2 separate regions of the Homo sapiens genome follow, and region 2 is linked to region 1. The links are chromatin loops, found by intact Hi-C in ENCODE. Cell type or tissue: heart right ventricle. All regions are shown on one strand. Links, peaks and the distances in the headings refer to the core of each region. The heading gives the core; the rest is flanking DNA.

The links. Peaks named below come from ENCODE experiments on the same cell type or tissue, not always from the same donor. Only the 100,000 strongest peaks of a DNase experiment are listed, where the experiment ranks them.
Region 2: a loop joins it to region 1, with 3 times the contacts of the local background. A loop is called at or near these places in 15 of 110 quality-filtered maps.

The regions. Positions count from the first base shown.
Region 1 is chr18:55,216,729-55,224,040 of GRCh38, reverse strand. TCF4 (transcription factor 4) reads left to right here. Exons shown (of 20, transcript NM_001083962.2): 20 at 1-1,856. Among named protein-coding and RNA genes, the nearest start is that of LINC01929, 96 kb to the right of the region's middle. In heart right ventricle, for the core only: no CTCF peak of the experiment used is centred there; no DNase peak of the experiment used is centred there; H3K27ac peaks cover 1,146 bases.
Region 2 is chr18:55,114,111-55,121,422 of GRCh38, reverse strand. LINC01929 (long intergenic non-protein coding RNA 1929) reads left to right here. Exons shown (of 3, transcript NR_110743.1): 2 at 4,340-4,469. Among named protein-coding and RNA genes, the nearest start is that of LINC01929, 6.5 kb to the left of the region's middle. In heart right ventricle, for the core only: no CTCF peak of the experiment used is centred there; no DNase peak of the experiment used is centred there; H3K27ac peaks cover 2,374 bases.

The sequences.
Region 1 (7,312 bases), core at 560-3,059:
ATAAAAAATATATTTGGCTTATTTTTCGCAGGAGCAATCCTTTTATACCATGAATATTACAAAAAAATTGTCAGATTCTGAATATTTCTTCTTTGTAGATTTTTGGAATCATTATGAGTAAAAGTTTGTTACTTTATTTTACTATTTAAAAGATGTTATTTTACCATGTGTTACCAAGATGAAACTGTATGGGTAGCTTTTTTGTTTGTTTTTTGTTTTGTTTTTGTTTTTGTTTTTGTTTTTAGTTGTAGGTCGCAGCGGGGAAATTTTTTGCGACTGTACACATAGCTGCAGCATTAAAAACTTAAAAAAATTGTTAAAAAAAAAAAAAGGGAAAACATTTCAAAAAAAAAAAAAAAGATAAACAGTTACACCTTGTTTTCAATGTGTGGCTGAGTGCCTCGATTTTTTCATGTTTTTGGTGTATTTCTGATTTGTAGAAGTGTCCAAACAGGTTGTGTGCTGGAGTTCCTTCAAGACAAAAACAAACCCAGCTTGGTCAAGGCCATTACCTGTTTCCCATCTGTAGTTATTCGATGAAGTCATGTACATGACCGTTCTGTAGCAATAAATGTGCCATTTTTATAAACTGTTTCTGACACTTGTTTCATTTCATTTTGCATTGTCCATATAGCTATGATTCTCTTCTGTAAGTAAAACGCATCTATATTTCATTTTCCAAGTGTTGGAGGTATTGACAGCTTAACAAACAAAACATACAAAAAAAATCACAAAAACAAATTGAAAAGCAAAGCACATGATTGATCAAGGAAGAGATGCCCTTAATGAAAATGGAACGGGATGCATGCAAAACAAAAAGAAAACTGTCTAGAGGATTAACTAATTGAAGGAATATAATTAATGTGTGTGTAACACTGAAGCTATGCATTTGAAGAGCTCTGAACTGCACCAGTGTTTTCGGTTGTGCTGCAGGTTGCTAAGTCAAGTCAGCCTTAACCTTTTGCACCAGTTGGTCGGCTGTTTGGCAGAACATTCTCAGATCTTTTCAGTCAAAAATCTAAGATGATTTATTTTGTATCACTTTGTTAAAAGCTGAATATTGTTAACTACAGTTAATATTAACACTGTATTTATACTTTCTCAAACTACATCCGCCCCACCACTTCTGGTTGCCTCTGTTGACTATTAATCCAGATGTAAACAACCAGATGTTTTTTTCTAACTTGTACAAACTGACGTGTGTCAACTATCATGGAAGGAAAAAAATGTACAGATTAAAATTATTCAGTGTTATGTACTGTAAGTTAATATTTTTGTAGAATGGACATCAATCTACTTTGCAAAATTTGGAGGCTATTTCAACATTGCACTGTAGAAATGTAAAGTAATGTATGCAATGTAAAGGAAAGCCCGCGGTAGCTGAGCGCTTCATAACAGAATGTTCTAATCAAGTACGTGGTATTTGGGGATGTCTCCAATATTGCTCTTGTATTCTTTCTAATTGGGTTTAGTGACTAGTTGAAGGAAAATGTTATAACGCCATTTGGTTCACATGTGAAGTGCCCTCCATAGCCAAATGTTGGGATTTTTTTTTTTTTCGTTTTTGGTTGGACTGTTTGCAGATATTTAAATTTTATGAAATTTCCAAAGATTTTGGTTGATAACCCCCTTTTACCTTCTAAATGATTTGAGATGTTCTTATGTTCTTACTGTGTGTTTTAAATATATATAAAAGAGCCACAAGCATTTAGTCTTTTAGTATTATATTTGATCATATAACTACTACTGAAAAGGGGTGGGGGGGAATGTGCCTGTGCACCCCTACAGTATCTTGTGTAGTGTCTATTAACATTGTTCTCTTTTAGAGGACCACATTAAAAGGTACATTAATCTTACATTTTGGTTCATTTTCAAAGGGAAGTTAAATTGCTGGAGAACCTAAAGTATTATCCAGAAGTTAAGATCACAGTAATTTTAGAAATGAAGAAGGGAGGAGTATCCAAAGGGGCTGAAATAGGGAATCATTTTTAGCCTCATAATTCGGTCCATTCATCTGAAACCAAGTGAAATTTATACTCTGGGCTTCATCTGTAGAGCACCTTTCTCTTGAGGAACAGCCCAAGAAATTTCATGTGTAAGCCCCTTTAAGGGAGACATTGAAATCAACAGAAGGAACTAGTGTGCTGCATATATTCAAATCACACCAGGATCGCACATTTAAATTGCACTTGGGACGCTTCATGCTCTGCCAGCCAGAAGATCTCTTGTTCCATAAGGCATTCTCATTCAAATGGTTTACAAGTCCACATTCTCACTGGTCACAGCCTGTGTTATAAAGAAACATGGCCAGTCTTTAAAGGACTAGAAGGGCAAGAAGAGCCAGAGTCACTTTGGTATTCTTGAGAGATCATTTAAATCGATAAGGTTTGATGAACAAAAGTGCCTCAAGTGAAAATCCACATGTTTTCAGGAAAGGAAGACAGTGTCACAGCTATGAGAAAGCAATAGTTAAAAGCCAATGTGCATTGAGGTGCAGCCCTCAGAGTTGCTGGGTGTTGTGGGGTCAAAAAGTGAAATCAACCAGGCAGCCAGTATCTGGGTATTTGTTTGGAGTGTTAGATATTAAGATTACTGAATCTGTACCTAAATATAACAATTATAGTTTAGGCTTTTTGCTATGGAGTGGTGTGTATGCACAAGTGTTTCTTGCCATTTTTGAGTTTTGGACACTTGGAAGATGAATGAAACCACTCCATAGAGGGGGGGAAAAGGATATATGTATGAAACGTCACATTCAACTTTTTTATTTTTTTTAAGAGACAGGTTCTCCATCTGTCAACCAGGCTGAAGTGCAGTGGCTACAATCTTACCAATGCAGCTTCAGCCTCCTGGGCTCAATGATCCTCCTGTCTCAGCCTCCTGAGTAGCTGGGACTACAAGCATGTGCCACCATGCCCAGCGAATTTTTTTAAATTTTTCCTATAGACAGGGTCTTGCTCTTCTGCCTGAGCTAGTCTTGAACTCCTGAACTCCAGTGACCCTCCCAACTTGGCCTCCCAAAGTGCTGGGATTATAGGTATGAGCCACGGTGCCTGGCCTTGACAAATCTCTCTAGCATCTAGGCATGGATACTTGTTCATGGGTCAAGTTAAGAAAATCTGGTGTAAGATACCAAAATCTTCAATACTTGGGAAAGGAAAAAAACAATCCTATTTACCTTGATTGAAATGGTTGAGCCTAACCAGAACTGGGCTGGTGTCTGGCTTTTAAAGAAAGACCCTTTGTGTAACAGAAAATAATACTGTTCCTATTAACATCTGTTACACTATATTTAGAAGTCAAATGGCTTTAGCATTGGCATGAACATTCTTCTAAGAGGAAGCTGAAACTTGCCAAGTGCAAAGTGAAAATGCTCATGCAGAATCAGACTTGCTGTTTTGAGGTTTTTGACCATAACCAGCCCACGAGTGAGGAACTCTTTTGTTCTTGAGCAAAAAATGACAAAATTTTGGAGAATAGGAAAACTTGATTTTTGTAAGGAATTATTTTATTTTATATATCTTTATTTGTGAGTCTCAGTGAGACCATTTCAAAGATGGGCAAATGCAGGCAAAGTGATGTGCTCAAGTTCTTGGGGCTAAAACAAGTAGCCAGTATCCTGATTTTGAGCCCAGGGTCACTGCACTGACCCACCTTTTGAGCAGCCACTTGGCTTCCCACCTTTAATATTAGGCCTCCCCCACCAGCTGCCCACAGTCTTGTTTTTTGTTTGTTTTGCTTTTATTTTTTTTCTACTGCCTTTTCATGAATCTTTTACAGGAGAGTTTTTAAACTTCCCTGCAGTTCTCTTTTTCAACCTATTCTACAAATTGTTGGGATATAACTAGATGTGAGAATATTCACGCAGCAAGAGTCTGCTAGCCAAACTGAAAATTTTCACTCTGGCCCACCCACTTTTTTAAAAATAACCTTTGTCTTTTGGAATAATTTTAGATTTATAGAATAGTTGCAAAAATAATACATAACATTTCCATGTACCCTTCACCCAGTTTCCCCTAAAGGTAAAACATTGCATAACCATGGTACATTTGTCAAAACTAAGACATTAGCAGTGGTATTTTATTCGAATTTCACCAGTTTATCCACTAATATCCTTTTTTTCTGTTCTGAAATCCAGTTCAGGAGCCCACACTGCCATGAGTCTGGCCCACTTAGATTTTAAGTGCTAAATGGGCAGCACAATTCGAGTCTGCACAGTATCCCGTGATCTCAGTATCCCGTGATCTCAGGGTCTTATCAAATCACATCCACACACCACCCAAAGGAACTATAGTAGAAAATCAATTGACTTTCCTTTTACAGATCCTCCCATTTATTACCATCTCTCAAAAATCCATCGCTCTTTGATAAAAGGTATTGCAGCAGTAAGGAGAAGACAGGAATGGAAAAGGACCAAGAGGAGACCCAACAGCACCCATAACCTGAAAAATTTAAATAATCACATCATCCATTTATCAATTGACTTATTATCGAGTGCTGATCAAGTCAAAAGCACTGGGGGAGTTAAAAGGCAACAATCCCTACCTGTAAGTCCGGTTGGAAGGCAATAGATGCATCTATATGACCAACACAATAATTACCTGAAGGTAGGAACAAACCATGCTGGGGAGTGGTGGAGAGAGACACTGCAGCTGCTTCCGGAAAAGATGGGATATTTGTAAAAGTGACCAGGTGTGAGGAGTATTTCGGCAGGCAGAGAAGATAATGGACCTAAAACAATGGCAAGCCTTTCTGCACTGTAAAGAAGTAGACTTGTAGGAAGACAATTATGGTAGCTTAAATGATGATTATGCATTTTTTCTCATTTGCATCACTTTCCCATCACCCAAGCAACAATACCTGGAAACCCTTGGCTGATCTTTGGGGTTTACAGAGTTATTCAAAGCTCACGTGTACAGGATGGAAATATCTGCATCCTAGCTGAGCACAGTTGCTCACACCTGTAATCCCAGCACTTTCAGAAGCCAAGGTGGGAGATCACTTGAGGCCCAGGAGTTCAAGACCAGCCTGGGCAACAAAGTGAGACCCCTGTCTCTAAAAAAAAAAAAAAAAAAAAAAAAAAAAAATAGCCAGGTGTGTTGGCCTGTGTTTGTGGTCCCAGCTACTCAAGAGGTTAAGACAGGAAGATAGCTTGAGCCCAGGAGGTTGAGGCAGCAATGAGCCATGATCACGCCACTGCACTCTAGGCTGGGCGACAGAGTGAGACCCTGTTTCAAAAATTTTAAAAAGGAAAGAAAAGAAATATCCACATGGTATTATTGATTATTCTGAGGATGTATAGGAAAATCTAGGCCAAACCATACATTTTAAAGGGAAGGCAAGTGAGGCCTTGAGAACTTAGCTGGATCTGCACAGTTCCCTCAAGCTCATGCCCAAGCCCTAAAAGGAACTCTGGTTGCCTGCCTCCCTATCCGAGAACCCTTTGCAACATACCATTATGTCAATAAAATGATACTTTAGCCCTCCAGAGGTCTACAACCCAAGGGTATGTGTGAGCAACTAAAACAGCAAATGGAAGTGACGGGGGCTATAGAGGAACAATGAAGAACTGGGCAGGGAGTAATTGATACTAGGAAGATTGCTGGGGTATCCTACAGAGCATGATAGCCAGGATGAGGGAGAGGTTTCAATATGGAAATTTCCATGAAGGAGGGGAGAAGCTGGCTGGTATGAATAAGAGGTGGGAGGCCAAGCGCGGTGGCTCACGCCTGTAATCCCAGCACTTTGGGAGGGCGAGGTAGGCAGATCACCTGAGGTCAGGAGTTTGAGACCAGCCTGGTTAACATGGCGAAACCCCATCTCTACAAAAAATGCAAACATTATTCAAGCGTGGTGGCTGTGCCCCTAATCCCAGCTACTCAGGAGGCTGAAGCAGGAGAATCTCTTGAACCCAGGAGGCAGAGGTTGTGGTGAGCGGAGATCGTGCCACTGCACTCCAGCCTGGGTGACAGAGTGAGACTCCATCTCAAAAAGAAAGACAAAAGAAAGAGGTCGTGAAATGTGGAGAGCACTTACAAGAGACAGGGATAGGCCTTTGAGTTAGGCAGGTGTGAAGAGTGGATCTACAGAGTGTGGTAAGGAAAGGATGCCTGGACAAAAACATCCGGTGGGAGGAGGCAATGCCATTTCCTTAATTTTTACCAACCTTTGTTCCAAAAGACATTTAAAATCACACTGATAATTATTAACAGCAGTAAAGCAATAGACGCTTTCCTGTATTTTTCATGTCACAGGTATAAGCTTATACTCACACAGGGCTTTGACCATCTAATACCATACAAGATATATGCTTTTGAACAAGCTACTCCACAGACCCATTTCCTTCAGCTGTGAAATGTGGATAATAGCACCTACATCTTGGAGTAAATATTATAAGACCTGCCTTGTGCTCCATCCATGTTGACACAGAGAACGTGTCAGTGCATCACATAGAGATTGTATGATGTGTGAATATTTACACATGCATGCCCTAATCACGGGACTGCAGCAATGACCTCTATTTGCAATGTCTTCCCTGGCCCCCACCCCCACTCCCAATTCTGTCCTCAAAGGTGGGAAGTCATCTGGATCAAGTTGTGCATCTTCCCAGATTCTACTATGATTTCCCATTTTCTCCTACATTTAATGAAACTCCCACCTACCTAGTGTTAGAAAAATCTGAAAACAGAAGGAGCTCACTTATAAGGAACATGTTCAAGCAATCTCAACCTCATGAAAGCTCTGTTTCCACAATGATGGCACTTCCACAGACATTATTCCATCAAGCCTCGCTGCAAATCTAAGCAATCAGTATTATCCTCCACACCTTAGAGAGAGACCATGCCAGCCTCTGAGGGCTGTGGTCAGTGCAGGTGACCAGGGCAAAGTAACTCAGAGGCAAATTCAGGTCTGTTGATGTTAAAGCCAGTAGACATTTCATGATCCCAAAGTTGCTGGTGTTGTCTGGAGTTTAGAGGGTGGATTCACTGGCTTGGATTAAAATATGTCTAATGCCCTTTCTCATCCAGAATATGGCTCCCCTTGTGTGACTGCAGGCCTTCCACCTCCCTCTCTGATGATGTTCTTCCTCTGCAATGCAGCTTCTGCAGGCTTCTTTCCAATCAGATTATCAAGCACCCCATTAGCCTGTCTCTCCCAGAACCTTCACACATACCAGGGTTTTCCTCTTTCTCTTTAATTCAAACACATCTTTTCCATCATCTGGATTCTGCCTATGATCGTCCCATCAACTCAGAGAAACAAAAACAAGAAACCAGTGCAATAACGTCCTGGGACCTTAGATCATGGATCA
Region 2 (7,312 bases), core at 2,486-4,985, 100 kb after region 1:
AGGAAATTTTAGGCATGAGATTCAGAGTTAGGGAAGAAGAAATGCTTTCTACAATTCATGGGCCACAAGACACATGGACACCCCAAAAATGGAGCCCATGAAAAGTCATATTGTTATGGAGTCCGTGGAGGTATTTTAGGACTGCTGGGTACCAAGAAGTATGTGTAAACAAAGATAAGATTAAATTAATTTTATATTCCAGAGGGTAAAATGCCATGAAAGTTTCTCTCCCAGTTCAGCAAGGAAACAAATCTCAGAATCTGTGAAAATATTTAGGTAGGTGATGTGGCCACTGCAGGATTGCAGTTTTTCCCATTTGTGGTTTGGGAACTAGAGAGGAAAAGTAATCCAAGCTTTCACAGAGTCATCAAGGGTTACATGGAAACAGGAAATTAACTATCCATTAAAAAAGCAAAGAATTATGTCAAAATACTTTAAAGATTATAAAGCTAATTTAGAGTTTCACAAGGACACAGTTAACATTGGAATGTATTATGTACAGTGATCTAAAAAAATTACACAGCTTCTTTTAAAATGGATGGAATAACTATATATATAGATGGTCACTAAGAACATTTATTCTTGTGAGAATGACAAGACTATGCAAGATAAAGAAAGTTCTTACTTTTGAACTATCTTTACAGAGGAAGAGTTGTTTTGCTTCTCTTCTTCAAACAGTAACTTCTATTTTTGCGTCCCCTCTGAGTCTCATGATGTTTGGCCAGCATTAGATTTCTATAAACCTAATAGAATTGATAATATGAATGGGACTTTTATAGAATTAAAATGTAAAGGAGACTCCTGGAAAGTGGTATAAAACTTTGGAGAATAAAGTCTTCCTCTGTTCTTTGCACAGGACTAAAGTAACTCTCCATATTGTTCCTTTATATTATGACCCATGGTGGCAATGACAGACCTAGAACAATACTGTTTTAAAATTGTGTCTCTCATAATAAGCAAAACCAGCCAAGAGTTCCAGGGTAGAGCAAATTAATGACTATAAGGAGGAATCATCCAGTGTTTGGGGTACTCTACTTTTATAAAGGATAGGCGAATCTCTTGCCAGTTACCGCCGTGTTATTTTAGGGAGGAAATTGACATTTCATGATGTTCCATGACTTACTTAAGTAAGAGAACAGAGAACCAACAATGAGTTTTCTATGCTTCAAGTTTGATTAACTAGGATTGTGCAAGGCTGCATTATGAGCTTTGTGGTCCTCAGCATTTTTACCTTCCAGGCCACTTCCTCCATAAAGAAAATTCAAAAATATATTTTAAAACTGCATTGGTATAAAGACAAATATATTAGTGAATTTATTTGTAAATATGCATTAATATTGTATTCAAGTTTTCCTCCTGATTTTAAAATAATGTAAAATTAAAGCAATTATCTGGACTCCTAAAAGTGTTGCAGGCCCTAGTCATTGTGCTTTCTATGCCTAGTGGGTAAATCCACTCCCAGATCATGCTTGCCTGTCAATATTGTAAAAAAAAAAAAAAAATCCTCATTAAAAGACTGGCTTATTAGCATAAGGTCTGCGGGTAAGAGAAGGAGAATTATGTGAAATAGAACCCCAACCAAACCCAAAGATACGTGCATAAGCCCACGTCCAGCCTATATCAGCTAAGCAGATACATAAAAAATAAATAATTTTTGTGGTTTTACGACATGGAGTTTTGTGGTGGTTTGTTATGCAGCAATGACTAACTGACATATAAAGTCTTGGCAGCTATTATATGGAGTTAGATTTTTTTTTTTTTTAGAGTGCAATGCAAAACCATTGGAAGGTTTTAAGCAGGGGAGTACACAATCTGATTTCCTTTGGACAAAGTTCACTGTGGCTGTGGGAAAGAGATTAGAGTGGACGACAGGAAACCAGTAGGAGGCTATCGCAGTCATCCAGCTGAGGAAAGATGACTTGACACGGTAGGCCTGGGGGCAGGGGTGGAAGTGGAGATGGAGAGAAAAGGATGGGAGTCCAAACTATATTTAAATTTTCTGCTAGGCCCTGTGAAGGATGTGAAAAGCTACAAGGAATTACAAGACCATGTTATGCCTTAATTGGAAAGGATGAGAGATAGATTGTTTCTGGAGACAGGAATAGAGAGTTGGTGAATTTTCTGATCACATACAGATAGTCCTGCTGAATGTTCCTAAACTCACTGAGGGCCAGATTCAACTTTTGAAATCTGTTTGTGGGAATCAAAGTTGATGGCAGAAGCAGATGGCTGTGAAGAATGCTATGGTGTAACATTTTGTGGGTTATATTTTAACAGGATGGTAACTGAGCTTTTTGAGCCTGTCTGGTCTATGCCCTCCTCAAAATTCTCCATCCATCTCCCTGTCTTCTCTCCCTTTCTATAATTTGCAACAATTTGATTTTCCCCCAAGGAAGTCTGCTTTCAGAAAAAGTTGCTTGTTTATCTTTGGTTTAGCCAAAGAAACAGAAACGTTTCAACATAACCACACCCTGATTTCACTTTGCCATATCATACAATTATAAGATGCCATTTCATTATAAAATTCAAAGAAACATTTCACACATGAATTCTTAATTCATTTCCTAGAGGCATGCAGGATTTGGTGTGGCTATCAACAGCTTCCTTGTTCTGAGGAGTGAACTGAGGTACCATGTGCTAAAGCATCTCCCTGAAAACATCTGAGGCAGGATTGAAATGAGCTTTCAGATCCCTTAATTCTTAGTTTAGTAGGGCCTCTCCCTAGATCATGCCAGTATAGCAGGAATATATTACGCACATTTTAAATCTACAGGCTTTTCAATAACTTAGAAATATATTGATCTTTCCTAAGAGATTTTCCCCATTTTTCTTGCCCATTAACATTGATATAAAAATATTAAAAATAAAGCCTAATAACAATGCATCTCATTAGCACCAGGATCACTTGAATAAAATAATTTTTTTTGCAGAAAGGTTTCACTTTATTGGACGTTGTTCATCCATTGGTTGAAAGAAATTATACTTTGTCAAGAATAGTATAGAAGAGGAAAATCTGCCTAAAGTTTCTGAAGAAAACCAGTGACAATCTCTTAACAATCAACGTAATGCAATGTTGTTATTCCTAGTTTTATTATATTTACATTTTTTATACTATGTTTTATACTTAGGCTTTACATTCAGAATTATTTATATTTCATTCTCATGTTAATGTTAGTTTGAGATTCTTTGAGTGATATTTACATTTGTCTGTTGATACAAATGGGAATAGATATATTTATTTTGGGGGTAGAACCTAAAAAATTGTCCAAGTCACTTCTTCTTTTTTTCTTCCTCACAAACTGTTTTAGTCTTTGAAACTTTCATGTGTTTTGGCATCATTCAAGTCTCCACTGTGCTTCATTCCTTATTAAGAAACTCAGGCCTTAATTAACTTGCTGTCCCTTCATTTGAAACTTACTCCGTTTGATAACTCTTTGTTGCTTCTAGAACGGTTGGTGCAGGCTTGTGTGGGCTTCCATAACACAAAAGCCAGATGGATTTTTTAAAGCAGATAAATTTAGTCTTGAATAGAGAACTGTGAAAAAAAGAGAAAAGAATCATTAAAAAAAAAAAACCCACAAAACAAAACAAAACAAAAAATCTTGGTACTGATAAAACCAGTGAGAAATCACAGATTCTCAAATTAGGGGAAAAGCAAACCTTTTTCTTGTCCTTCCCCTCCTCCTTCTTCTACTTTTTAATTTGTTTTGGGCTCAAGAATTGAAAAGTTCTGTTCCCAATTAAAAACAGATCACATTTGGGTCTGAGGGGGAGTGAGCCGCCTCATGATATGAGTATGAGACAGAAGGCTGTAGATAGATTGAGTCCCTTTGATAACCAACACCACTCTCTCCGTGTGCTAATTTGCAGAATGGGGAAAATATTGGCATGTTGCCTTCAGAATCCTTTGGAAGAAAAGCAGTAGAAATATGAAAGCATTAAAGTTCTGTCCAAAGTGTTTACCTTACGTAACAAATTTATTAGGGAGTCTCAACTTGTTATGGGTATAAAAATGAAACAGTTTTACACTTATACAATGACAACCCCTTCAACGAGGATATGTTGACCCACCTTTCCTGCTGGAAAGTAACTCCCTTAACAGCAATTTGGCCTGCTCCTCTAACTTTCCTGTCACTTTTGGTTATTAGAACAGTTCACTTTGTTATTTAAGATTCAGTCTTTTGTATTTTGATACTTCAGTCTCAAATCAGATTCAGAGCTTGTGTTCTCCCCCACAAATGTTGACTCCCCCAGTCTGTGACTCCAGTGGCTTGAAGGTTGGTGGTTTGTTCTTCGTGTACTTACATATTTCCTTCTCTCTTTGAATTCCTTTCTTTAGACTTCAGAAGCCTCCTGAATCCTATTCTGGCCCATCGTGGCATGGTCAGCAGATGAGAAACAGATGGACTGGTGTGTGGTGGGAGGAAGCTGTCCTGGTCGAGCTCTGCTTCAGGCCAGTCCTTTCTGAGGTTGGTGCTCTCAGTTCATTGGCAGCCTCCATAGAAGTGGTGTGTTTGAGGGACAGCATTCAGCTTCATCTTGGCCCCCTCCATCACTGGGAACTTCCACCTCCACCAGAGAGGGCAGTTGTATATTGGCCTTGAGCAGTGATAAACATCTCCAACTCCTTGTCTGTGCTGGGTCTCCTGTTGCTTGGTCCAGTGGTCATCCTGAATGGTTCTATGGCTCTTATCATCAGCTTCCATGTTGCTTCCCATGGAGCTATGGGAGCCACTGGAGTCCTCTTTTGTATTTCCCAGGTCCACAGAGCCTTGAAATGGGATGGGGCTGCCCATATCTCATTTCCAGGTATATTGCATGACAAGCCATTGCTGTCTTGGGCTACTGACCTAGAGCAACTACCTTCAGGAATCTCTGGTCTCTAAGCGAACACTATTTACTATACTCAAATATGCACCTTCCCAAAACTCCAGGTGACATATATCTAGTACACACCCTTCTCTCCTCTCACCTCAGCAGGCATCAGGAAATAAAAAGGATAGTGTGCATTACCCCTCATTTCCTAGTATCCTCTCTCAATGCCCCACTCCTCTCATCAGAGAAGACCTCAAAATCTGCAGTTTAGCATGTATCCAGCCAGCCTACGTCTCTTAGAGTCACCTTCAGCATCTATTCAGGATTCCCTTGGAGATTGCCTTACTTGGTTTTGAGGAGAGAGAGGCACCACCACTAGCCACAACTACAAAGACATGACAGAAAAAACTTTCTTCACTAGCATGCACTTCACCAAATACCTACTGAAGTAAAATATCAGGTTGTCCTCCTTCCAACTTCAAGATTTTTTTTGAATGTGGCTGCCTCTGCAAAAACAGAGCCTGCTATTAGCAAGCAACTTTATGTTACCACTCTCCCATCCCCAACTCAAGTCTTTTCTTAATTTCATTGGGGATAGTTCAGAGATGGAGCCTCTAGTAAACCTTATGGAGACATGTTTATCACCAACAACTCAAGCTCACCTTTGGACTTTGACCATGGTTCTGAGACAATAGGAAACATCTCCCTCTCCATCCTACTTTGTAATTTATTGTCTTCATTTGAACTCACCAAACTCTTTCTGGTGTTTTTTCCCCTATCCTGTGCTGATTCAGACAAGGTTGTGAGTAAGCTAGCAGTTTCCCAAGCTTATGGGCTAGGCCCCTAGCCTGGCCAGTCATCCAGAAAATGTGTCCCACAGGCCACGAGCAGGATAGTATGGTGGGGGGAAAAGTTATAACATGGGTCTGAACCTTGGTCATTGGTCCATGGCTGGCTACCTGTGACCATTATCTTTTTGGCGCTCTAGAAGTGTGTTCCTGATTTCTGGAACAAAGGTTGGACTAGTAAATTTTAGTAGTAAAACCCATATTTTTTTCCAAATTGGCTGTTAAAACCTAGACCTTCTTTCTTCCCAGGCAGAGACCTCATGGCATGAAATATGGCGGCTCTGTGGTAGAAAATTTGAGACCTACTGAAGTAAAATATCAGGTTGTTCTCCTTTCAACTTTAGGATTTTTTTTTGAGCGTGTCTGGCTCTGCAAAAACAGAGCCTGCTACTAGCAAGCAACTTTATGTTTATATTTATCTGACTTTCCAAATGTCCGTTGTATACTGAGCTCACGATTAGTAAGGCCGTTTCCTTGTGTATTTTCCAAGTGTTGTGGATGTTTTTAAAAGTCAAAAATTGGTGATGCTTATGTCTACTCCATATCTTGCAAAGTCAATGCTTTGAAAACTGCTGCTCTCATAGCACTAGAATAGCATTTCCCAGGAAATTGGACACTAGTCTCTTGGGATGCTCTCTGAAATGAAGAGCTTTATGGTCCAAAAAATTGTAAAACATGCAGCATTCCATATCCTCCTCTTGGAGCTTTAGTAAGAGCTCAGAGAAATTCTGCAGCAAACAACTTGTTTAACTTTGTATGACCTGGTATTTCCCAACATTTGGAACCTATCTATTGTTTTCCCGTGTAACATTTAATGCCATTTGGTAGAAACAGTGCTCCTTCAAATACAGTTTGCAATTCACTGTCTTAGAGCAGGGGCTAACACATTTTTTTTCTGCAAAGGGTCAGATGATAAAAAATTTAGGCTTTGTGGCTTTCACTGACTCTGTTGCAGCTTCTCAACTTTGTCCTTGCTGTACAAAGGCAGCGACAGGCATATCTAAAAATGGGTGTGGCCATGTCCCAATAAAACCTTATTTACAAAAACAGGCAGTGGTGTAGATTTGGCCTATGAGCTATGGTTTGCTGATCCCAGTTTGTCCATTAAACAAGTGAGATTTATCCTGACTAGGGAAGGTACAATCTCAAATAGTGAAGCAAAAGCTTAGTTCTTTCCTGAGTAATTACTAGAACTTTGCTGAACTTTGGAGACTAAGCCACTGAGGATACCAGTTTTTCCCTGATCATCTTGAGAATTACAGCAGGCTAAGTGACTTGTCCCACACTGTTTAGTTTATCAGACATCTATCTAGCTGTGAAATCTTGGCCCAGCTCTGGATCTATTGCTAATCATCAGCCAGACTCACTGTGATCAAAGACGGACAATAGAACATGGAGCAAGTGGACCAACCACTTAGTATCAACTCAATTATTCTGTCTGAAATGAACCATCTATGTTTTTCAAGCTTACAAAAGGAAAATGTTATAAACATCATTAGAGGCATTCAGATGATCCTGCCTGTTTTCTGAATGGTTAACCATAATTAAATACTGTATTAGTTATCTAATTGCATACCAAATTACCTGAAAATTTGGTGGCTTAAAACATCTAATGTTTTCAATCTCACAGCTAGAGTGGGTCAGGAATC